2 separate regions of the Homo sapiens genome follow, and region 1 is linked to region 2. Evidence: chromatin loops called from intact Hi-C (ENCODE). Cell type or tissue: mammary epithelial cell. All regions are shown on one strand. Links, peaks and the distances in the headings refer to the core of each region. The heading gives the core; the rest is flanking DNA. Region 1 overlaps PAK1 (p21 (RAC1) activated kinase 1). Region 2 overlaps CLNS1A (chloride nucleotide-sensitive channel 1A).

Region 1 (12,656 bases), core at 2,490-10,489, 240 kb after region 2:
ATATAGTATATCAATTATATATAATAGAAATAATGTATAAACATGCATAGATATAGAAAATAAAAATTGAAATAAAACACAAATATAATTGTACTTCCCTAAGTGACTAGATCAGAGGGAATTTAGAAACAGAAAGTAGTTCCAAAGCCCTGCCACATGTTCCAGTGCATTCTGGCTATGAGAAAGACAGATGGACTTACGTCATAAAGGACTGCTTGACTTGGGGCCCTGGTATACCCCTTAGCCTTCTCTTTCTCAAAGCAGCTGCTTCTGAGAGGGAAATTGCCAAGTGCATAAATAGCTTAAACCCTAGCACTTGGCATGTAGGCAAATGGTTCTCATTAAGATACTGAAGAATGAACGTTTGGAATCAGACCTGGGTTCAAATCCCAGCTCTCAGTAGCTGTATGAGTAAATTACTCAGTTTCCTCATCTGTAAAATGACAGTAGTAGTATTTATCTCATAGGATTGTAAGAATGACGGTAGTAATATCTATCTTGTAGGATTGTAAGAATGAAGAAAAATACTATATTGACATCATGGTTTGTATACATGGCAAGTTCTTAATGTCATTTCTTCTTACTACACTGAAGTATGTTTTCTTGATTCAACTTGAAATTTTTTAGGGGAGGTAAAATAGAATGTGAAGAGCCTTGGCTTTGATGCCAGACTTTTTGGATTTTAATTACTTAATGATTGTAGGCAAGTCTGCTCCCAAATTTTCTAATCTACAAGTAAAACTTACCTCAGGATTGTGGTGATTGTATTAGATGATATGTATGAAATACCTATTTAAAACTGTGGGATGCCATCTCAGGAAGGAATCTTAACTGCAGAGCTTTGAGAAAGCATAGTTTCTTGTTTTCATAGATTCACAGAATGTAGGTGCTTGAGGGACCCTTAAGATCATCTAGCTCATCCTCTCCCTTGTTTAGATGAGAAAGCAGAGATCCTGGTCTCTCTTTCTCTCTCTCTCTCTACACACACACACACACACACACACACACACACACACACTCTGTGGTGAGGTAGAGGTGAAACTGGCTTGAACTCTAGACCTTTTTGTTTTTTCCTTCTCATTTTGCTACCTTTTATCAGGGTTTTGCTGGGTCTGTGGAGGTGTTAGAACTTCAGAATTTCTTTTGGTTAGTGTGTTGAGCTCCCAGACAGCAGGGTTTTAAAATAAGGTTCACAGGTGCTGGGTAACAAGTGTTGTGAAAGTCAGGCCAGAGCTGCTGAAATGAACATTTATTCCTGCCCTGGAGAGAATTTTTGTGTCTTAGGCAGATTCTTTAAACTCCTTGCCCAGTTGAGTTAAATGTCTGGTCATTTTTTCCTTTCTTCACTTACTGTCTGAGCACCTACTTTGTCCAGGTGTGTGCTAGCCTCTGGGAAGCTGTGATTAATTTGACATGGCCTCTGCACTTAGAATTCAGTCTGGTATGGAAGATAAACACTTATAATAGTCAATTACTATTACATATATTGGGTGCTGTGGGAACAGAGAGGGTAAAGAACCACCCAGCCTAGAGATCAAGGAGGGCTTCACAAAAAAGATGACTTACTCTATATCAACTGGCTAGTTACTGGTAAAACCAGAACTGTTAACTCTGACAGACGATCTTTTTGCCTCTCCCTTTATTTTATTGTTTTTTGTTTTTTTGAGACAGGGCCTCACTCTGTCACCCAGGCTGGAATGCAGTGGCGTGATCTCAGCTCACTGCAACCTCTACATCCTGGGCTCAAATGATCCTCTTGCCTCAGCTTCACAAGTAGCTGGCATTACAGGCATGCACCACCATGTCTAGCTAATTTTTGTATTTTTGCAGAGACAGGGTTTTGCCATGTTGCCTAGGCTGGTCTTGAACTCCTGGACTCAAGCAATCTGCCTGCCTTGGCCTCCCAAAGTGCTGGGATTACAGGCATGAACCACCGTGCCCGGCCACCTCCCGTACTTTAGTTCAACAAGAAATTAAGTCTTTAAACATGCATTGAGTATCTGCTCCAATCCAGATCCGTAACTGAGCTCTTCTACATATGTGAAATATTAATAGATAGACTTTGCCCTCTCAAGGAGACTACAGCTCAATAAAGAGCTAAAATAAGCCTAAAAACAATAATGTTCCTGTTTTTTATTTCCTTTTGCCTGTTTCTCTTGCAGCAAATAAAAAGAAAGAGAAAGAGCGGCCAGAGATTTCTCTCCCTTCAGATTTTGAACACACAATTCATGTCGGTTTTGATGCTGTCACAGGGGAGTTTACGGTAAGTCCTGGGTCACAGAAAGGTCTTTAGTCTTTTAGAGTTCTGGCTGTGCACTGTTAGATTCAACCCTTTCTCATCTTCCTGATGCTTCTATCTTTGCCTGAGACCCTGATTACAATTTTCTCACGTTCATGAGTGGGACACTTTCATCGCCAAAATTGTATCCAGAGAAGCCTTTCCATCTCCGTTCCTTAAATAATAAACCTCTGTTAAATGGTAGGCTTGGTAGCAGGCTCTGTGTGGGGCACTGATCATGCAGGAACAACATCCTATCCTACCATCCTGGAGGTATAGCCTGGTGAAGGAGCAGACATCTTAAGAAATGACTAATTCAATGAGAAAGATATTATAAAAGAGGCTTGTGTAAACTCTGAGAGTATAGAGAGAAAGGAATGACTAATAAATGCATCTTTTGCTGCTAGCAAGTGTCAAAGTTAGCTCTGATGTTCTTTCAGGCTCCCCTGTGACTGTGCCTTCCTGTTAGTCTTGCATGTCTCTCTTACAGGGAATGCCAGAGCAGTGGGCCCGCTTGCTTCAGACATCAAATATCACTAAGTCGGAGCAGAAGAAAAACCCGCAGGCTGTTCTGGATGTGTTGGAGTTTTACAACTCGAAGAAGACATCCAACAGCCAGAAATACATGAGCTTTACAGGTATGAGAACTGCGTCCAGGGCAGTCTCAGCAAGAGATGGTTTTAATCTGGGTGGGAAAGCTCACATGCCTATTAGTCTGGGATGAGAGAAGAAAGTAGTGGAAAGAGTGGAAGTGGCACTTTAACGTGGAATTTTGGAATTTGACAGCCAAGATGATGGACTTTGCATCAAACTTGAGTCTTCACTCTGTCACTGCACACGTTTTTTTAAAAATAGCATGGTATTATATAGAGAGAACACAGGTTTTATGCTAGAAGGTCTAGATTCTGACCTTTACTAGGTTCTACCAGTCACTTCATTTCTTTGCATCTCAAAATGGGAATTCCTATCTCAAGAGGCTGTAGTGAGAAATGGTTGGGCGCAGTGCCTCACGCCTGTAATCCCAACACTTTGGGAGGCCAAGGCAAGAGGATCGCTTGAGGTCAGGAGTTCGAGACCAGTCTGGGCAACGTGGCAAAACCCTGTCTCTACAAAAAATACAAAAATTAGCCGGGTGTGGTGGTGCATCCCTGTGGTCCCAGCTACTTGGGAAGCTGAGGAGAAGGGATCACTTGAGCCTGGGAGGTGGAGTTGCAGTGAGCAAGGATCACACCACTACACTCCAGCCTGGGCAACAGAGTGAGACCCTGTCTCAAAAAAAAGAGGTTATAGTGAGAAATAAGTGAGCTGATTGATGTGAGAGTTCTTTATAAGTTGTAAAACATCACCATAGAAATGTAGCTATCATTGTCATCATTATTGTTAATATTATTATTAGTTATTTAATAACATTAATGTATGTCTTCCTCAGGGAACTAATTTTTATTAGTTAAATGAAAAACAGGCCAATAAAGAATAAGTTTCTTTAGATGTACCCTCGGTAGAAGGGACTATATTTTTCAGAGTGTTTTTAATAGCAGAATTGGGATTAGAACCCAGGTCTCCTAATTCCTGTAACATCACCTTTTGAATTTACTACTTGCCCCTAATAATGTTATTTGGAGGCTCTCCTTCCACAGCGGACCAGCTTTCCATTGTTTTGCAGGTGTGAGAACCAAAGAAGGCCTTTCTAATATGCTAAATTAATAGTGGGCTAATCTTTTAATTTCTAGGCTCTTTACTCATGTTGCCTCCTTCAAATGGCAGTATTGTTGGGAAGGTGAGAACCAGGATGAACTAGTGAATTTTGAAGGATGCTTTCCCCAGCCAGTATCTGGCTTGTTTCAAGGGCACAGATGGTGGAGATGACAGGCTGCAGCTTCACTCATGCTGCTATGGTGGTGCCCAGGAGAGGGCCATGCATGTGCCCAGCAGTATTTCCTTCCTCTCGTCTGGCCCCGCTGAGTCTGTCTCACTTACTCCATTGAGGGACTGAGTCATTTCAAGGAGGAATTGGGCTGGAGGGCTACTGAGTGGGAAAGTTTTCTAGTCAGGAAATTAGAGTTTGTGTTTAAGGAACTTGTCATGGAAACATCAGGTTAGAGGCTGTCTTTGAAAACCTCAGTGGCCAAGTCTTTGCAAGGATCTTTCCTGCATGTATGTATGTAAATATGTGCTAGTGGCATGTAAATGTGTATGTAAACAGAGACATAGCCCTGTGGGTTTGCATATATTTGGAATTAAAGCCTACTTAAGTATTCATGAACAAAGATAAAGTCCACTCAGGTATTCATGAACGAACATATGTATAAATATAAACATTCAGGTAATTATGTGTATGTTCATTCATGCATGCACATATGAATAATATTGAGTGTATATGTACAGATACGTGTGTACATCTACTTTTGTATGTATAAATTTGTGCACATGTATATATATGTATGCAAGAATTTTAATTTTCTATAAGTTGAAGACTAGGGCCAACTCTAGGCAAAATTGCATATTTGGTATAGGTTTTTTTAAGTGTCATATCTCTCCTTTCCCTATTTACCATCCTCTTATACTATTAGTTATGATAATACTACCTCATTTGTATATGCTCACATGTGAATTACCTCATGTGATTCTTTTGCTGGAGTCCTGTGGTGTGATCTTGGCTCACTGCAGCCTGTGCCTCCTGGGCTCAGGTGATTCTCCTGCCTCAGCCTCCTGAGTAACTGGGACTGCAGGCATGCACCACCACCCCCAGCTAATTTTTGTGTTTTAATAGAGACAGTTCACCATGTTGGCCAGGCTGGTCTGGAACTCCTGACCTCAAGTGACCTGCTCACCTTGGCTTCCCACAGTTCTGGGATTACTGGTGTGAGCCACTGAGCCTGGCTCCCTCATGTGATTCTTATGATGGCCTTAGATTGGCAGGGCAAGGACTATTATGCTCATTTTATATACTCAAAGAAATTAATTAGGCTCAGAGAAGTTAAATGACATACCCCAAGTGACTCAGCTGATACATGATGGAAATGTATTTTAAGTTGGGCCTTTAACTCCTTTGCTGCCTATAACCGAAGCACAATCTTCCATGCTAATTTTTTTGTCAAGTATTTCTATTTTTTCAACACTTAATTTTTTTTTTTTTTTTTTTGAGATGGAGTCTCACTCTGTCACCCAGGCTGGAGTGCAGCAGCGCGATCTCGGCTCACTGCAACATCTGCCTCCTGGGTTCATGCAATTCTTCTGCCTCAGCCTCCCAGGTAGCTGGGACTACAGGTGCATGCCACTATGCCTGGCTAATTTTTGTATTTGTAGTAGAGATGGGGTTTCACCATATTGGCCAGGCTGGTCTTGACCTATTGACCTCATGATCCACCCACCTTGGCCTCCCAAAGTGCTGGGATTACAGGCGTGAGCCATGTGCCTGGCAACACTTAATTTTTTATACCTGTTAGTAGCTAATGTAATAGGGAAAAAGTAGACTAGATTGACAACTCAACTGGGTCTTAGCCCTATTTTGCCACTGACTTACGTGACCTTGAACCAATCTTTTTCCTTTTCTGCACCTCATTTTGCTCATCTGTAAAATGAAAGTGCTGGAAGCACTTTCTGTTCCATCATTCTGTGCTTTGGAATTTGATTTTGATATATAGAAGTTCATCACCTTTAAAGGGAGTGTTTACTTATTTTTATATGACATAACAAGTATGCCTATTACCAAAATACCCAATCTTCAAAAATACTAGCAGTACGTAAAGTTGGGGGTAGTGCAGTGAAGGCATAGTGTTGTACTCTGCCAAAGTTGATAGTCTATAGTCTTTTGGACAAGAAAAAACAAACGAATTATGTTTAAAGTATATCCTGAATTTATTTCTCCAGAATACTGCTAGCTATTCTGGATTTGTTATAAGAACAAGTTGTCAGAGCTTGCCTTATTTCCTGCTTTGTGGGTTCATGATTTGCTGTAGTGTCAAAGAAGCTGTATCTAGCACTTTTTTACATGATGGAATTGGAATTGTACATTCTCTGGGCTTGGTTCTTGGTGAGGAATATATTGGATTTGGTAGAATATTTCCCCTCCTTAATTCTATTAGTGGTGAATTGGCAGTCAGTTTTTCTTGGACCCAGGGGAATTAAAGAACAAAACTGAAGACATTACCTGGTCTTTAAACTTACTTTCTTCCTAAGATCTCCATTGGGTCTCTCTTTCAAATTTTATGAAGTCTAAGATACCACTGATTGTAAGATGTACAATTATTTGCATACCAATCAAAGAAAATAAAGCTGCCAATTAAACCATAACATGCTTTAGAAAGTAGGACACACCTCTGTTTCAGAGACGTTAATGTGAAAAAATGTACATCTCAGAATCAGTGAAACATGGTAATTGCTTCATTGAGGGAGCTTGATTCTATTCTTGGAAAACAAGACCCTACCTTTAATTAGACTTGACAGGATCAATACCTCTCTTTTCCTCAACCTTAGTCCTTTTGTCCTTGTGGGCAGTAGATATGGATATAGAAGGATCCTTTATGAAAGCTGAAACTGGAGACTGGCCATGTTTTGGCATGGATGACTCAGGATGGTGCTATGGATTCTTTCCTTTTCTTTTAGAATGCAGATTTTCTTGGCCATTTAAGCCTGACAGTGATATAGCTGATGATGTGGATACAGTTCTAGCGTAGTATTTAGAATGAGACCAGAATTCAAATCTAATTCCTCTCTTTAACCTGTGTGTACCCTGGGCAAATAACAGTCATGTGCCACAACAACAGACCGCATATACAATGGTGGTCTGATAATTAATATTATAAGGGAGTTGAAAAATTCTTATCACCTAGTGATTCCTGAAGTTTAAAATAAATTTAGCATAGCCTAAGTGTACACTGGTAATGTCCTACTTAGGCCTTCACATTTACTCATCACTCACTCACTGACTCACCCAGAGCAACTTCCAGTCCTGCAGGCTCTATTTATGGTAAGTGCTCATATAGGTGTATCCTTTTATTTACCTTGTAAACCATATTTTTTATTGTACCTTTTCTATGTTTAGATATACAAATACTTACCGTTGTGTTACAGTTGCCTGCAGTAACGTGCTGTACAGGTTTGTAGCCTAGAAAGCAATAGGCTATACAATATAGCCCAGGTATGTAGCAGGCTATACCGTCTAGGTTTGTGTAAGTACACTCTATGATGTTCACATAATGACCAAATTACCTGATGACACATTTCACAGAACATACCCCATTGCTAAGCCACACCCAACTGTACTTAACATCTCTGAACTTGTTTCCAAATCAATAAAAGTAGATATAATAATAGTACTCAGAGCCATAATGAGGATTAAAGAAGGTGATATGTATAATGCATTTAGCATGATATCTAGCCTGTAGTACCAGTCATACTATTACTATTCTCTGAATCTGGCACGTGCTTGACCAGATAGACTTCTTTTGCTGTCCAGAAAAATTTAACTGTAACTGTTATTGACTAAGTCCCTTGTTTTTCTTCCTGTGCAGATAAGTCAGCTGAGGATTACAATTCTTCTAATGCCTTGGTAAGTCTTTATTTACTCTATTTTGATGTGGGCAGATGTGGAGGTAAGGATCAAGACAGTGTGGTAGAGGCAGAGCCTGAGCTGGGAGGCACTCATATTAGTCACTCCTGCACCCTTGGCCTCAGAATTCCTATCTATCCAATAAAGAAATTAGATATAATAAATAGGGGGTATCCCTTTCAGCTTTAATGTCCTAGAAATTCTTTCTTTGTGATAATTTTTTTATTTTTAATTTTTATGGATTCATAATAGTCGTAAAATGTTCTAGAAATTCTAATTTTGGAACCAGAAGGTATGGCTTTAGACTCAGTTTTAATTTGTAGCTTTGAACCTTGGGAAAGTCAGTTTGCCTCTTTGAGCTTCAATTTCTTCATCAATAAAATGAGGATGATACACTGTGCCCTCACCTGGACATGTCTTCAGATACCTACACTTAGAAGAAAATTTCCTCTTTGGTCTATGGAGTCTGCAAAACCAAGATTAGTACTAATTGTTGAAGGGAGCAGATTTTATTCATTTAAAGTCATTCATTCTGTCCTCTGAAGTTGTAATGAATGCTTTGACACTCAAATGGATGTTATAGAAATCATGAAGAATTGGCTGGAGAGTAAACTAGATGATCTCTCTGTCTCTCTTAACTTACAAATTCTATTTCCCAGGGCACTTACAGGGATAAAATGTGATGTTGATGTATTTGAAAGGGTCCTATAAATAGTAAAATGTGATGCATATAAGAGAATACTGCTTTTTTTTTTTTTTTTTTTTAAAGAGACGAGGTTTTGCTCTGTTGCCCAGGCGGGAGTGCAATGGTGTGATCATAGCTCAGTGTAAACTCAAACTCCTGGGCTCAAATGATGCTCCTGCCCCAGCCCTCTGAATAGCTGGGACTACAGGTATAAGCCATCACACTCAGCTTATTGAGTGTGATGTCAAATTGTCAGACAGACAATTTTTTAAAAGTTTTGGTAGAGATGTGGTTCTCATTATGTGTTCTCAAACTCCTGGCTTCAAGTGATCCTCCTGCCTCGACCTCCCAAAGTGTTAGGATTACAGGTGTGAGCCACCACACCTGGTTGCTATTTATTTTTTACATCTGATGTTGTCTCTTGTACATAGGTGGTTATGCCATATTGATTTACTAAACATTTGCAAAAGCCCTAGTTTATCCTATGCCAAGTCCGGTGTGAATAAGTGACATTACAGAGATGGTCAGACATGTCCCAGTACCTAAGAACCTCCCAGTCTTGAGGTTGAAGACCTCAAGCAGCCAGTTCTTCATGATTCCTGTTTGTGCTTGAAGGCACAGACAGACAATTATAGTGCAGCATGCTAACCTTCATGAAGCCAGGGGCTGTCTCTGACTTGTTAATTGTTATATCCTTGGCATCTGGCAAGTCTTGGCATTTGGTAAACATTTACTGAATGAAAGGTTGGATGTGTCAGAGAAAGCTTCCTGATGGTAAAGTCTGAGCTGAATGAGTTAGTTATCTAGAGCAGGGATTAAGGGGAAATGCGGGTATTCCACACAGAAAGAGAATAGCATGTATGTGGGCAAGGAAGTTCATGAGGCATACTTGCACAGGGAACTGCGAAGTGGTTATGACTAGAATGTGAATAGTGAAGGAAGTAGAGGTGGGTGATGAGGAGGATTGGTAAGCAGGACAGATCATGTAGGAGTTTGACTTATCTTAAAGGTGATGAGACGCTTAAAGAACTTAAGCAGAAGAGTGGTTAAGTTCTAACACAATACCGAGTCACCATCAAAATACTTTGAACCATGCTTCCACCAGTGGGGACTGGTTTATTCGGAGTCATTTTTACACATATTGATTATAAAAAACAATATTCACACGTTCAGTGCCTTGCAACCTGTTGGATCCTTTCTTACTGACTCTCTGAATCCTCACAGGAGCTTACTGAGGTAAGTTATTATCCTTGTAGATGATAAAACTGAAATGGAAAAGAGTTAATGGCAATAGGCATCTGATTCCCAGCCTATACTGCTTTCCCCTGATTTGTGCTGCCTTTCATCAAATAGAAGAGATGTGATTAAAAGATGGGAAAGAATTTGCAAATATAGGATCTTTGAATAGTAAATTATTAAAGAAGAGGCTTTAAGCCGAATTGTGCTTTGTGGCTCAAATGTCTTTATGCTTTTGTAGGAAGAGTGATAGCTATCAATATTGAGTGCCTGCGATGCACGGTGTTAAAAACTTTATGTAAGCATGATTAGCCTCACAATTACTTATGTACAAAGTATTGTCATCTCCATTTCATAGGCAGAAAAACAGAGTTTCCTGAAGACTTATAATTAGAACCACATTACAACTGAGTCTTGTGAATCTCAGTTTAGGGTTCTTTTCACTGTGGCAAGGAACAAAAAAAGATGTCATTGAGGTCTTATAAAGGAGACTGCAGTAAAGCTGTAGCTATGTTGTTTGTTATTGAGGAGGAAGAGCCCTGGGGTTCATGCCATATGGCAGGGAGGATAACACCTGCTTGGTAAAAACTTGTACTGGTTTAGTATCTACAATTAAAACCACTAAGGCTGTCAAGGACATTGTTCTCCCCTAGTTCAGAACATTTGTCCAGCACTAGCTCAGTGCTCTATATATCCTTACTAGTTTTACATGGAGGATATGTTTTGTATTATGGTAGCATGTCATTATTTTCCATGTTGGTTTCAAACAGATGATTCCACTTGTGAAATAATCAAATATAATTGCTGCCTAAGAAATTAAGACTCAGAAAGATTAAGTGACTCACTCCCTACGTTTGAATGAGTTAGTAGTAGAAACCAGCACAAAATTCTGCTCTCCTGAGCATTCATGTATTCACTCATACCCTAAATATTGACTTAGTATCTTCTTTATGCCAAAATACAAGTGACACAAAAATGAACGTGCACTGTCTTAATCCTTGAGAAAAAAAATTAATGACAGACTGGGGAGATAAGGGCTGCAAGAGAGGCATGAATAATGTACAATAGGGTTATATTTGATGGAGTGATTTATTCTGCTCTGAAGTACAAGGAAGTTTGCAGAGTTCTTGGGCCTTAAAGCTTTGTTCGTTTAACAAACATAATCTTAAAGTCCCTTTTAGCTCTAAATTCTGTTATCTGTGGTTCACTGGTCTGAGATCTGACTCTAAGATTCCATGGCATTTTAATGCCTGATTCTCATTTATAAAATGAATAGTTACCACATGATAAGTTCTTTGGGTGCTGAGAAGTCAAGGACTAGTAAGATCTCTGCTCTTGGTCTCACAATTTTTGTGATGAATCAGAACATGTAAACAAGGATTTATAATATAGTGTTAAGTAAGCATCAGGTAATGATACCAGGCAGAGAAAAAGGCAGTGCTTTCCTGTCTGATGGACAGCATGAACAAAAGTTGGGTTAAGGATCCAGTATGTTAGGCCAGAGAGCTTGGACTTTGTGCTGGAGCTGAGGGACTATTTTAAGTAGAAGATTGATGTAGTTGGATATGTGATGTCTAAACTAACATCTTAGATTTCTTTGGAAATTGGATCAAGATAGTAAACTGAATTCATGTGCCCATCTCTCTTGCTATCTCAAATTTCTTAATTTCAGAAAAGATTTCTTAAAAACCAAATTAAAAGCAATGCTCTGAAACAAAAGCATGACATAAATCAACTGTTGTGAGGAATTCATGGAAGATAGAAAGCAGAAAAGGTCAGATTGATCAGAGCAGAAGAAGCCACAGCTTAAAGTATGTGTAAGAGAAGATGCCTAGGAAAATGAAAGTAGCTCCAGAGAAAATGGGCTGAAAGAATATATACAAGAAGCAGGAAAGAGTCATGGGTCATCTTCAAGGGTAAATTAATTTAATTCTACCTTTGAAACAGTAGGGGCAGCCTCCTCCTTACAGTGAACAAAAGGCAGCAGGTGCATTTGATTCTAAGCTAAAATCAGCTAATTTTCTGAAGAAAGTAAACTGCCTACTTGAGGAAAGCTCTTGCTGTGGGTATAGGGGCCTCAGAGAGAAACAGAGGAACCTGAGTTAACTGCAAAATTCTACCGCAGATATAAAGAAAAGGAAACAGGAGAAGTAGCTCTGCAGTGAAGGAAAATACATTAAAGTTTTCCATCCCAAGAGTAAATTTCTCATACTTTTGATACCTGGGAGGAGGGGAATCTCTACTTTTCCATGCCTACATACCCTAAAGTAACACTTGCCAATAACCATCTATCTATAACTCACAAACAGATCGTATCAGACCTCCCATTCAGAGTAGGACAGTGGAAAAACAGACTTACATAAGTTTCAGAAAAACTAATGCTAATTACATACACTAATCTATCCTTCACTTATAAATATGAATGAATAGCTAAGGATCTGCAGACATTTGAGAGAAACACAACATTAAAGAGAGGAACCAAGATAAGGAAGGAAAATTAGCCCCAGAGGAAGTAGATAAGTCAGGAAATAACTTTTAAAAAAATCTAGTATTTTCAGAGAGGATCTGTAGATGTTTCATCTACAAAAACACCCTGCTATTAGAGCAATCAGAGGAGGAAAGAATGTTCTTAGTATTAAAAACATAAGACATAAATTTATGGCTGGGTGCGGTGCTCACACCTGTAATCCCAGCACTTTGGGAGGCTGAGGCGGGTGGATCACCTGAGGTCAGGAGTTCGAGACCAGCCTGGCCAACATGGTGAAACCCCATCTCTACTAAAAATATAAAAATTAGCTAGGTGTGGGGGTATATGCCTGTAATCCCAGCTACTTGGGAGGCTGAGGCAGGATAATCACTTGAACCTGGGAGGCAGAGGTTGCAGTGAGCTGAGATTATGCCACTGC
Region 2 (12,656 bases), core at 2,389-10,388:
CAGACCAGCCTGGGCAACATCGTAAGACCCCATCTCAAAAAAACAAAAATTAGCAGGGTGTGGTGGCAAGTGCCTGTAGTCCCAGCTGCTTAGTAGGCTGAGGTGGGAGGATCGCTTGGGCCTGAGAGGGCAAGGGTGTCCAGTCTGGGCAACAAAACAAGTCCCAGTCTCAGAAAAAAAAGTTGACCCTTAGCTCATTGTTGATGAGATTAGATTACCTTAAAAATAACCTTAAAAATTCATTCCCGGTGAGGCGCGGAGGGAGCACTTTGGGAGGCCAAGGTGCGTGGATCTCGAGGTCAGGAGATCGAGGCAAGGCTTTTCTAGGATGCTCACTGTATAATCAGAATTTTTCAACCATAATTGGAAATAAATTTGTCAACCATAATTGGAAATTAAAATTGAATTGCAATATTCAGATTTTCAATATGCTTCATTTTTTTAAAGTCAAATAATGACATTAAAAGGGTATTTTATTTTCTAGAAGAATCAAAAGAACCTGTTGCTGATGAAGAAGAGGAAGACAGTGATGATGATGTTGAACCTATTACTGAATTTAGATTTGTGCCTAGTGATAAATCAGCGTGTGAGTGTTCTACAGTATTGATTCTTCCCCTTTTACATACCAAGCATTCCCAATTGACACACACACACATACACACACACACACACCTCTCACCTTTACCACCATTACCTCCATTCTATTGCTTTTTCTTTATTTTAGCATTGGTAATATCATTAAGGACCAAATACCTATTAATATCAAAGGTTGTGAATGTAGTGAGAATATTGTAGACACTCTGTCATCTGGGTATATTTTGTGAGTGGACTCTGGTTAGTTTTACTGATTGGTGCTGTTGACTTAATCTCACCTGCTGGATGGCAGAGGAGTTATGGCAGTTTTAAAGTGGAAGATCTCAGGATGGCTGGAAAGAGCCCTATCAGCTGAGAGCAGTCTTCACCCTTCACCCTGATGCCAGCAGTCTTACCAGGACTCTGACCCTTTTTTCTTGGAAAATCCCACGAGCCATGAAGAGATTGCAATGATCTCTCATAATGAACTCTTATTATTTTATGACTTGTCTTTTGCTTCAACCGCTTTCAAGATTGATCTTACAATTTGGCAGATTTTGTAAATACTGTGGCGTTTTGTGTACCCATTAAATTTATTTGCACTGATGGTTACTTTTATTACAAAAAAAGATTGGTTACAGTTTAATTTCCTTGTTCAGTGGAGGCAATGTTCACTGCAATGTGCGAATGCCAGGCCTTGCATCCAGATCCTGAGGATGAGGATTCAGATGACTACGATGGAGAAGAATATGATGTGGAAGCACATGGTTAGTGAAATGGATTTTAAAGTGGGTTTTTTGTTTGTTTAGTGTTTCATTTTAAGCATTTATTTGTATTAAGGGTAGAGGATTATAGTTCTTTATATGACTGTAAAGTATGCAGTATGGTAAAATTATTATTATTATTTTTGAGATGGAGTTTTCGCTTTTGTTGCCCAGGCTGGAGTGCAATGGCGTGGTCTCGGCTCACTGCAACCTCTGCCTCCTAGGTTCAAGCGATTCTCCTGCCTCAGCCTTCCAAGTAGCTGGGATTACAGGCATGCGCCACCACGCCAGGCTAATTTTGTATTTTTAGTAGAGATGGGGTTTCTCCATGTTGGTCAGGCTGGTCTTGAACTCCCGACCTCAGGTGATCCGCCTGCCTCGGCCTCCCAAAGTGCTGGGATTACAGGTGTGAGCCACTGTGCCTGGCTGGTAAGATTATTATTAAAATAGAATGACACGGTAGAACACTTTATGCCAAAGCCCTTTGCAACAGACAAATTTTTGAGTGTAAGAAATAGAGATTGTTATGGGGAAGAATGGGTAAGTAGAGCATATGGGAGGAAAGAAAATGGTAGATAGGGAAGTGGATGGTCAGGAAAGTCTTTTAAGCTGAGGCAGCTGCCCCCAGAGAACAAGCTTCTCTCTCTACACCTTGAGAACCTGGATCATTTATATTGTTTTATTATTACTATTATTATTTTGCAACAGGGTCTCACTCTGATGCCCAGGCTGGTGTGCAGTGGTGTGATTTCTGCTCACTGCAACCTCTGCCTGCTGGACTCAAATGATTCTCCCAGCTCAGCCTCTTGAGTACCTGGGACTACAGGCTTGCGCCACCATGCCTGGCTAATTTTTGTGTATTTTTTATAAAGACTGGGCTTTGCCATATTGCCCAAGCTGGTCTCCAACTCCTGGGCCCAAGCAATCCTCTGGCCTTGGCCTCCCAGAATGCTGGGTTACAGGCATGAGCCACCGGGCCTGGCCTGCATCTTTATTTAACATGTTCCTTCAAACAGCTCACTGCCAAGGTCATTTCTTTTTCTCAGAACCATACTTCATTTATTTAAGAGCCCTTTCCGATTGCCTCCCCCAGACCAGAATGCAGTCACTAGCGTGATAAGAGTCTTTATAGCTTGAAGTACCTGCTGTTCTCTTTTCTTTTCCCTACTGGTCTTATGTACACCAATCTGGGTATCCAAAGCCCTTTCCTTCATATGTACCCACTTCCTGGCCTGAGATAAACACATTTCTGGGATCCGCCATCACATACCTAAATATATCCAAATATATCCTTATCTTTCTGAGATTTTTGAGTGATTTAAAATTTTTCATCCTTTTTGTATGTTCCAGAATTTCTAATTTTTTTTTTTTTTTTAAACAGGGTCTAACTCTGTTGCCCAGGCTGGAATACAGTGGTACCATTCTCCACCCACTGCAGCCTTGAACTACTGGACCAAAGCTGTCCCACCCCAGTCTCCCGATTAGCTGAGACTACAGGTGCACACCACGTGCCCGGCTAATTAAAAAAAACATTTTTTTGGAGAGATGAAGTCTTACTATGTTGTCCAGGCTGATCTTGAACTCCTGGGCTCAAGCAGTCCTCCCAGCTCGGCCTCTCAAAGTGCTGGGATTACAAACGTCAGCCACTGCACCTGGCCCTGATTTTTTTTAAGAAAGGAGCATGTTTTTTAATCAGAAAACATCTTCATTTTACAAATTAATACCAAATTAATTTGTGCTCACTTGTAAAATTCCCACCTCAGGATAATGTAGGACTCTCTGACCTTAGGAACACACTTTTTTTTTCTAGTCCCTGGACTTGGGATTCTTTGGGAATTGCTGTTTACTGGCTTGTTATCTCTTTTAATAACCCTAGAGAGTAGGTACATCTTCTTTGTATTTCTGTCTTCAGCAGTAGCCTATATGTGTGTATAAATAAATGTTCAAAAGTATCTTCCTGGAAGCCTATTTGGACAGTATATTATCTTCAGCAGATTCTTTTTTTTTTTTTTTTTTCCAAGACAAGGTCTTGCTCGGTTGCCCAGGCTGGAGTACAATGGCGTGATCTCGGTTCACTGCAACCTCCACCTCTGTGGTTCAAGCGATTCTCCTGCCTCAGCCTCCTGAGTAGCTGGGACAACAGGCGCGTGCCACCACGCCTGGCTAATTTTTGTATTTTTAGTAGAGATAGGGTTTCACCATGTTGGCCAGGCTGGCGGCAGATATATTATTGATTCCATTTTGTTTTTTCTAATTGTTGTATTTAAACTTTAAAGTTTTCTGTTTGTTTAGAACAAGGACAGGGGGACATCCCTACATTTTACACCTATGAAGAAGGATTATCCCATCTAACAGCAGAAGGCCAAGCCACACTGGAGAGATTAGAAGGAATGCTTTCTCAGTCTGTGAGCAGCCAGTATAATATGGCTGGGGTCAGGACAGAAGATTCAATAAGAGATTATGAAGGTGAGTGTCCTTTTGCAGTGTGAACAGTCAGATGAGCACTTGGGCAATAAGTTATGGATAGTCAATAGAAGTTCTTTTAATAACTAAGAGAAAGAATTGACTCTCTATAGTATAGGAAGCAGATACAGAATTACATAGTATAGGAATGCTTATGTCATTTGTTTTTAGTGATTTTTTTTCCTCATTACCAAAAAAGTCTTTGTTCATAGTCAAAAAAATTTTTTTAATGTGCGCAAGAAAGTAGAAGTGAAAAAGAAACAAGTGTAATTCTAACTGAGAGATATCCACTATTAATTTACTGTTGCATCTGTGTATTAGTTTGCTAGGGCTATTATAACAAAGTGTCATACAGGCTGGGTGGCTCAAACAATAGAATTTTATTGTCTCATAGTTTTGGAGGCTAGAAGTCCACGATAGGTTATCTCTGAGGGCTGTCAATTCAGGCATCTCTTCAGGTATACACACACCCACCAAAGCAAGAGAGAGATTTTAAGAAATTGGCCCACGTGACTGAAGGCTGGCAAGTCCAAAATCTGCATGGTAAGCCGGCAGACTGGAGACCCAGAGAAGAGTTTATGTTGCATTCTGCTGCCTCAGAAGTTCTGCTGGCAGAATTTCTTCTTGCTCAGGGGAGGTGAGTCTTTTTCCTATTGAGGCCTCCAGCTGATTAAATGAGACCCACCACACTATGCAGGGTAATCTCCTTCACCCAATTTTCACCAGTTTACAAGGCTAATCTCATCTAAAAAATAACCTCCACAGAAACATCTAGAATAATGTTTGACCAACTATCTGGACACCATTGCCTAGCCAAGTTGATGCATAAATTTAACTATCACACCCTTCTTTTTTTCTTAAGATGGAGTTTCGCTCTTGTTGCCGAGGCTGGAGTGCAATGGCACGATCTTGGCTCACTACAACCTCCGCCTCCTGGGTTCAAGCGATTCTCCTGCCTCAGCCTCCTGAATAGCTGGGGTACTGGCGCCTGCCACCGCTCCCAGCTAATTTTTGTATTTTTAGTAGAGACAAGGTTCCACCATGTTGGCTTAAAGTATGCACAGGCAAAGAAGAGGTAGAAAAAAATAAATATAATTCTGAGATGCATTTACTATTAATTTTCTGTTGCATATCCTTTCAGTCTTGTGTCCTTTTGTGTGTGTATATACACTGATTGTGTGTGTGTGTGTGTGTGTGTGTGTGTGTGTTTGAGACAGAGTCTTGCTCTGTCGTCCAGGCCGGAGTACAATAACGTGACCTCGGCTTACTGCAACCTCTGCCTCCCAGGTTCAAGTGATTCTCCCACCTCAGCCTCCTGAGTAGCAGGGATTACCCACTACTATCGTGCCCAGCTAATTTTTGTATTTTTGTAGAGACGGGGTTTCACCATGTTGGCCAGGCTGGTCTCGAACTCCTGACCTCAGGTGATCCGCCCGCCTCAGCCTCCCAAAGTATTGGGATTACAGGCGTGAGCCACTGCACCCGGCCATGATTCTGTCTTATTTATTTATTTATTTATTTAAGACGGAGTCTCACTCTGTTGCCCAGGCTGGAGTGCAGTGGCATGATCTTGGCTTACTTCAACCTCCACCTCCTGGGTTTAAGAGATTCTTCTGCCTCAGCCTCCTGAGTAGTTGGGATTACAGGCATGTGCCACCATGCCTGGCTAATTTTTGTATTTTTAGTAGAGGCGGGGTTTCACCATGTTGGCCAGGCTGGTCTCTAACTCCTGACCTCAGGTGATCTGCCTGCCTTGGCCTCCACCTTCCTGGTTCAAGCCATTCTCCTGCCTCAGCCTCCCGAGTAGCTGGGATTATAAGCGCCTGCCACCATGCCCGGGTAATTTTTTTGTATTTTTGTTAGAGATTTCGCCATGGGGTTTTGCCATGTTGGCCAGGCTGGTCTCAAACTCCTGACCTCAGGTGATCCACCCACCTTGGCCTCCCAAAGTGCTGGGATTACAGGCGTGAGCCACTGTGCCTGGCCAAGACAACTCTTTCCGTGGGGCTTGTATTAGTCTGTTTTCACACTGCTGATAAAGACATACTCAAGACTGGGCAATTAGCAAAAGAAAGAGGTTTCATTGGACTTACAGTTCCATATGGCTGGGGAAACCTCACAATCGTGGTGGAAGACGAGGAGCAAATCACATCTTACATGGAAGGCAGCAAGCAAAAAGAGCTTTTGCAGGAAAACTCCCCCTTATATAACCATCAGATCTAGTGAAACTTACTCATTATTATGAGAACAGCACGGGAAAGACCTGCCCCCATAATTCAGTTACCTCCCACCAGATCCCTCCCACAACACGTGGGAATTCAAGATGAAATTTGGGTAGGGACACAGCCAAACCATATCAGGGCTCTTGTTTTTTTTCTCTTGTTCCCTCCCCACCTTTTATTTAATGAGATGACAAAAACAGGGAAATAAGCAAAAAGCTTGCTGTACTGATTTTTGTCTTTTCACTTTGTGAGGATAGGGCTGTATACCTTAAAAAGCCTAACAGTAAATACTTAGATCTGTAAAGGGTGAACAATTGATACTGCATTTGAAAGTTCCTACATAGAGTTATTTTAGTATTGAGGGTGAGAATTTACACAGTTAGTGTCGCAGACTGATTTTGATGTGGCCTAAATCCCCAGGTAGCATTTTCTTTCTCAGTTTGTCCCTTCAGACTTTTCCAAAAAGAGGAAAAAGCAATTCTTACCAGCAGAGGGCACTAGCTTCCTTCTGGTAGAAGTTATAAGTTGAATCTACCTGTCTGAAGTGTTCATAGGGATTGCTCAGTAATTAATTTTTTTGTTTAGATGGGATGGAGGTGGATACCACACCAACAGTTGCTGGACAGTTTGAGGATGCAGATGTTGATCACTGAAAATGATTTATGCAAGTTTAAGGTGAGTAGTTCATTTTCTCCCTTGTCGCTGATCATGAAAATCATATGAAATGATTACTTTCTACTTTTTAAAATTCTTTCTTGAGACAGGGTCTTACTCTGTCACCCAGGCTAGAGTGCAGTGGCATGATCCTAGCTCACTACAGCCTTGAACTCAAGCAATCCACCTGCCTCACCCTCCCAAATAGCTGGGACTATAGGCACATGCTTACCACACCCAGCTTATTTTAAAATTTTACGTAGAGACAAGGTCTCACATGTTGCCCAGGCTGGTCTCTAACTCCTGGCCTCAAATGATTCTCCCTCCTCGGCATCCGAAAGTACTGGGATTACAGCTGTGAGCCACTGTATCTGGCCTATTTCTTTTTCCTTCTTTAAAAAAATTTTTCTTCTTTTAAACCTCAGATTGTTCCTGACAATTTATTTGCTACTCCATTATTCTGAGAAATATATTGTCCTTTGCCAGCCTAAGTATTTCAACTATATGTTAGATAATAACTGAAGGTCATGTTCATATCATACAGAGCTAGAACCAGTAATTGTAGTAGTCCTTTATAAGCTGTTGTTAAATTGTTGTCCCTGTCTCCCCACTACAACTTCCTCCTACCTTATAGCATTGTTTTCTTGAATACTGGCTATCCTCCAGTCTTTGAGATGCTCTCGCTAGCCTCCTTTTATTTTACTAAAGCATATAGTAATAGCATGGTAAGATTTATATGTTTTGACTTGACTCTGCTACCACTGTCAGTCATCCAGTTAAGTTATAAGATCCTTTGTTATTCCCTGCAATGATAAATATTTCAGAATTCCTTCTCTTTTCTTCTGATACAGATTTTAGTTCTGAACCTAGTTCTGTAATCATTGGCTTTTCTCCAGTTACAAGTTTTAATTCCTTTACCCCTGTTCTATTTCATTTCAGAAACCAGCCTTTTAAAGTTCCAGTTAGCTTCCAAGTTACTGCTATTGTGAAAACTGTATAACATTGCTTCTTATACTGACCATGAATTGTGATACTGGACCTGTGCTTTCTTCTCACATCCTGCCAGTGGAACTATCAGAAAATAACCTCTTAGAGTTCTATGATTTATATTTTCCCTTAAATACTTAATTTTAATTTCCACATTTACTTTTGTCAGTGGTAGCCATACAGTTTAAAATTAGCAATGTCTTCTCTGTTAAAATCATGTGTTCACATCACTGGAGCTCTGTTAACTTTGATTTTTAGCTCTCACAGTTCCAATTGTCAGTAACTTCACTGTTCTACTTCATGGGAAATCCTTTGATATCAACTTCAGTATTCTTTCCTTATTTCTCATCACATTATAGCATATTAATTTTTTCAGTTCAGTGATACTTGTTTTAGTAACTGTTTTATTGCAATTAGAAAACAGATTTTTGGGTCTTTGGGCTTTCACATATTTCTTTTGAAGAATAGACTATACAGAGAACATCAGCCACTCTATTATTAATCAGAATCATGAGAAACTCATTTGGTATGTCACTAACAGTTAAACAAATGGGATGTTACTGCAGTCCTTGGCAAGAATTCTTAGGATTCTTTTTAATGGTGAAATAGCCACAAACTTTTTAATGAGCTTTGTTTTCTGTTAATTTTATCCTAGAGCTCAGAGGCAGAGAATTATTTTATTCATAACGGTTTTTTTTCTTTTCTTTTTTTTTTTTCTTTTTGAGATGGAATCTCGCTCTGTCGCCCAAGCTGGAGTGCAGTGGTGTGATCTTGGCTCACTGCAACCTCTGTCTCCTGGGTTCAAGCGATTCTCCTGCTTCAGTCTCCCAAGTAGCTGGAACTACAGACGCGCGCCACCACGCCTGGCTAATTTTTGTATTTTTAGTAGAGAGAGGGTTTCACCATGTTGGCCAGGATGGTCTTGATCTTTTGACCTCGTGATCCGCCTGCCTCGGCCTCTCAAAGTGCTGGGATTACAGGCATGAGCCACTGCACCCTGTTTATAATGTATAAACATTATGTATAATGTTTATACATATTCTTCATCTGGATAATTGATCTGAATTCCGAACAATGTCTGTACATTTTTTTTTTTTTGACACGGGAGTCTCGCTCTGTTGCCTAGGCTGGTGTGCAGTGGCGCAACTTGGTTCATTGCAACCTCTGCCTCCCGGGTTCAAGCAATTCTCCTGCCTCAGCCTCCTGAATAGCTGGGATTACAGGTGCCCACCACCACACCCGGCTAATTTTTTTTTTTTTTTTTTTTTTTTTGAGATGGAGTTTCGCTCTTGTTGCCCAGGCTGGAGTGCAATGGTGCAATCGGCTCACCGAATCCTCCGCCCCCCCGGGTTCAAGTGATTCTCCTGCCTCATCCTCCCGAGTAGCTGGGATTACAGGCATGTGCCACCACGCCTGGCTAATTTTGTAATTTTAGTAGAGACAGTGTTTCTCCATGTTTGGTAAGGCTGGTCTTGAACTTCTGACCTCAGGTTATCCGCCTGCCTTGGCCTCCCAAAGTGCTGGGATTACAGGTGTGAGCCACCACACCTGGCTGTGTAAATTTTTAATCATTTAAAATTGTACATGCTTTAAAAGAATGAATAAGGAATAAATAATTAAGAGTAGTTTATGCAACTGTTAATAATTTCAGGATAATGGAACTAGGACTTCTCAGTGCATGAGGTGGGGTGGAGACGGCACGTTAATCGTGGAATCACAACTCTGCCACATACTTGTGTACACCTTTGGACAAGGCATATAACTTATTTAATCCTCACTTCCCCCATCTGTAAAATGGGGAGGATAATACCTACCTTGCAGGGTTGTTGCAGAGGCTAAGATAAAATGTACCTAAGTCCTCTGGCACTCGTGACTAGGCATTCAATAAGTAGTAGCTATTATTATTATCACTACTGTAAACACTGTAAACCTTTTGTTTTTCAGATTCTGCTCCTAAGTGTAGGAGAGAACTTGGTGCCTCTTCCACTCTGGAGTGAAGTTAATGAAAGTCTTTTTCCTTTTCCAAAACCCAACCTGAACCAGTTCTTTCTTGAGACAGACTATACTGAGACAACAAGTTGTCACCAGCAGAAGATAGATAATATGACCTTTATTAACTTGATGAATTAACTTAACCAAGAGGGTATTTGTAGTTTACTATTTACCCTAAAACTTTCTGTGTCTGGGTACCCTCTGAGTAGGCCTATAATTCCTACCTTGACTGTGTGCATCATTTGTAAGCTAGCAGATCTATGTGGTGAAAATGCACAGGAGCTTGGTAGACTGCGGGGGAAAGAGAGAGCTCCTTTCGCCATGTTTTACCAGTCTGCTGTTATAACCTCTTAGGTTGTATCCTTTAATTTCCAGCCTTTTAGGTTAGTTTCTGTAACAGAACAAGTGAGTCTGGGATGAAGTCCTCAAAGTACTTCAAATGGTAATTGTTTTGTTTTTGTAATAGCTTAACAAATAAACCTAGGTTTTCTATATTACTTTGCTCTCATTCTTGACTAAAACCATTAATGAGAAATGTTTTTTAAAAAATAATGCTGGCAAATATGAGAATTTTGTTGGCTTTATTTTTGTTTACTTGTTGAGAAGATGAACATGAAATTAATAAGAAAATATAGTTATAGCTTCTGGCAAGTATTTAGTAAGGCAAAGATTTAACACATTTCAGGGGATTTCTGCCACTTCCTTTTAGATCAGCAGTAATTTCTTATATTTATCAACTCTCAATTTTTAGTTTTCATAGATACCTGGGTATTATAAGGCTGATTTGTAATTACTGATTTATACTTGGACTTTTGAAATCATTATGTGTCCTTAAAAATAAGGTTATACAAGCTAACCTTCTTAACAGGATCACATGGCTAATTAGTGACTAAACTGATGTTTGGTACCACTCAGCCCAGTGTTCATTTCAGCACTGTCACTTGGTTTCCCTTATCTTGCAAGGTAGACTGAAAAAAAACGAATTTTCCTTTTTCTAACCAGACTCTCAGAATTTCTGAGTCTGTTAACAATAGGCAAGTAAAACAGCCACTTGAAATGGAAACTAAAATTTACTGAGACCTCTGTACTAGCCACTGTCCTGAGTTCTTTATTATGTATTATAATATTCTTAATTATCTTATGAGATACGCTTTTATCCCACTTTATAGTTGAGGAAACTGAGTTATAGAGAGAGGTAAAATAACTTGCTTAAGGTCATGTAGATAGTGAATTGTGATTTTTGAGCCTGTGCTTTAAAACATCATACAGCCTTACCACCTACCAGCAGCAGAAAGCATGCACACTCTCCCCACTGCTGCAGGGTTTCAGTGTTAACATTTCAATGGCCAGTACAAGAGCTTCCCCAGTTTCTCTGCTACCCATCTGAGCAACACCCATAATTCTATCCTAGAAGTTTGTCCATTCTTCAGTAATCAGTCAGGACATTCTCACAGGCTAATATTAGAAATTCCATTTGAGTTCCTTTTAAAAGGAACAAATTTATAATTGTGACTTTCCATGAACATAAATTGCTCTGATAGCAAAATGTCGAGAAGATTCAGAGTGTACTTGGTTTCTTGTTGGTGTTGCTGTGGTCAATGCAATATGCAAAAAGGCAGGAGACCAAAGCATGTGGGCACCTCTCTGGGCTTATTTCCTCATTAGACTAAGTGACTTTCAAAGATTGAGCTGTAACATTCACTAGATAGTTAGAACCGTAGCATTGAGAAAATAGAAGCTGAGAAAAAAGAGCAGGTCAGGCTTTTAAAAGATAAAATTTATAATGATCAGCCAGACAATATTTATTGATTTCATTTGAGCCTAATTTTAGGGTTGCTGGAATTGTTTTCTTTGTGTGTTCCTGATGTAGAGACACTTTAAAGGTACATAGACATTTCCCCTCCAAAATGTAAGTCATCTAAATGTTCCTAAAAGCTAGGGTTAATGGTTCTCTGTTCTAGGTTCTTCATTTAAAAAATGTATTCATTAAGATATGGTCCCAGCCGGACGTGGTGGCTCACACCTGTAATCCCAGCACTTTGGGAGGCTCAGGTGGGCAGATCACTTGAGGTCAGGAGTTTGAGACCAGCCTGGCCAATACGGTGAAAACCCATCTCTACTGAAAATACAAAAATTAGCCAGCCATGGTGGTGGGCACCTGTAATCCCAGCTACTCAGGAGGCTGAGGCACAAGAATCACTTGAACCCAGGAGGCAGAGGTTGCAGTGAGCTGAGGCCATAAGCTTGTTTAAATCTTTATAGGGGCTGGGCACGGTGGCTCATGCCTATAATCTCAGCACTTTGGGAGGCTGAGGTGGGTCGATCACCTGAGGTCAGGAGTTCCAGACTAGCCTGGCCAACATGGTCAAACCCTGTCTCTACAAAAATACAAAAAATTAGCTGGGCGTGGTGGTGGGGCACCTCTAATCCCAGCTACTTGGGAGGCTGAGGCAGGAGACTCCCTTGAACCTAGGAGGCAGATGTTGCAGTGAGCTGAGGTCACACCGTTGCATTCCAGCCTGGGCAACAAGAGCAAAACTCCATCTCAAAAATCAAAAAAGGTTATGTGGTTATGTATTTTTGAGGTTCTGTTAGGAGCTTCCTCAATATTGGTAAAGGTGAGAGATTATGTGCAGATGATCATAATATACAGGTTGAGTATTCCTAATCTGAAATCTGAAATTCCCCAAAATCTGAAACTTTTTTGAGTGCTAACATGATGCTCAAAGGAACTGCTCATTGGGGCATTTTGGATTTCAGACTTTTGGATTAGGGATGCTTAACCAGTATAATGCGAATTATTCCAAAATTTTAAAAACATTCCAAAATCTGAAATACATTTGATCCCAATAATTTTGCTTAAGGGATATTCAATCTGTATAGTCCTTTACTTTTAGAAGAAGGCAGGTATGATTACTTACTGCTCAGAAATAATAGATACTTAGAATTTATCTGCAGGATTTCAGATGGGTTCACTATTACATACCTGATTATCATGCAC

What was found. Hi-C counts contacts between places; a loop is a spot of excess contacts. Peaks named below come from ENCODE experiments on the same cell type or tissue, not always from the same donor. Only the 100,000 strongest peaks of a DNase experiment are listed, where the experiment ranks them.
Region 1: a loop joins it to region 2, with 2.6 times the contacts of the local background. A loop is called at or near these places in 2 of 110 quality-filtered maps.

What each region holds. Positions count from the first base shown.
Region 1 is chr11:77,369,501-77,382,156 of GRCh38, reverse strand. It overlaps PAK1 (p21 (RAC1) activated kinase 1), which reads left to right. Exons shown (of 15, transcript NM_002576.5): 3 at 2,163-2,263; 4 at 2,769-2,916; 5 at 7,792-7,829. Among named protein-coding and RNA genes, the nearest start is that of GDPD4, 74 kb to the right of the region's middle. In mammary epithelial cell, for the core only: no CTCF peak of the experiment used is centred there; a DNase peak (open chromatin) is centred at 7,226; H3K27ac peaks cover 1,444 bases.
Region 2 is chr11:77,613,647-77,626,302 of GRCh38, reverse strand. CLNS1A (chloride nucleotide-sensitive channel 1A) reads left to right here. Exons shown (of 7, transcript NM_001293.3): 3 at 485-586; 4 at 1,233-1,340; 5 at 3,630-3,803; 6 at 6,608-6,697; 7 at 9,608-11,773. The coding sequence ends at 6,675. Among named protein-coding and RNA genes, the nearest start is that of CLNS1A, 18 kb to the left of the region's middle. In mammary epithelial cell, for the core only: a CTCF peak has its summit at 6,502 (motif pointing right); no DNase peak of the experiment used is centred there.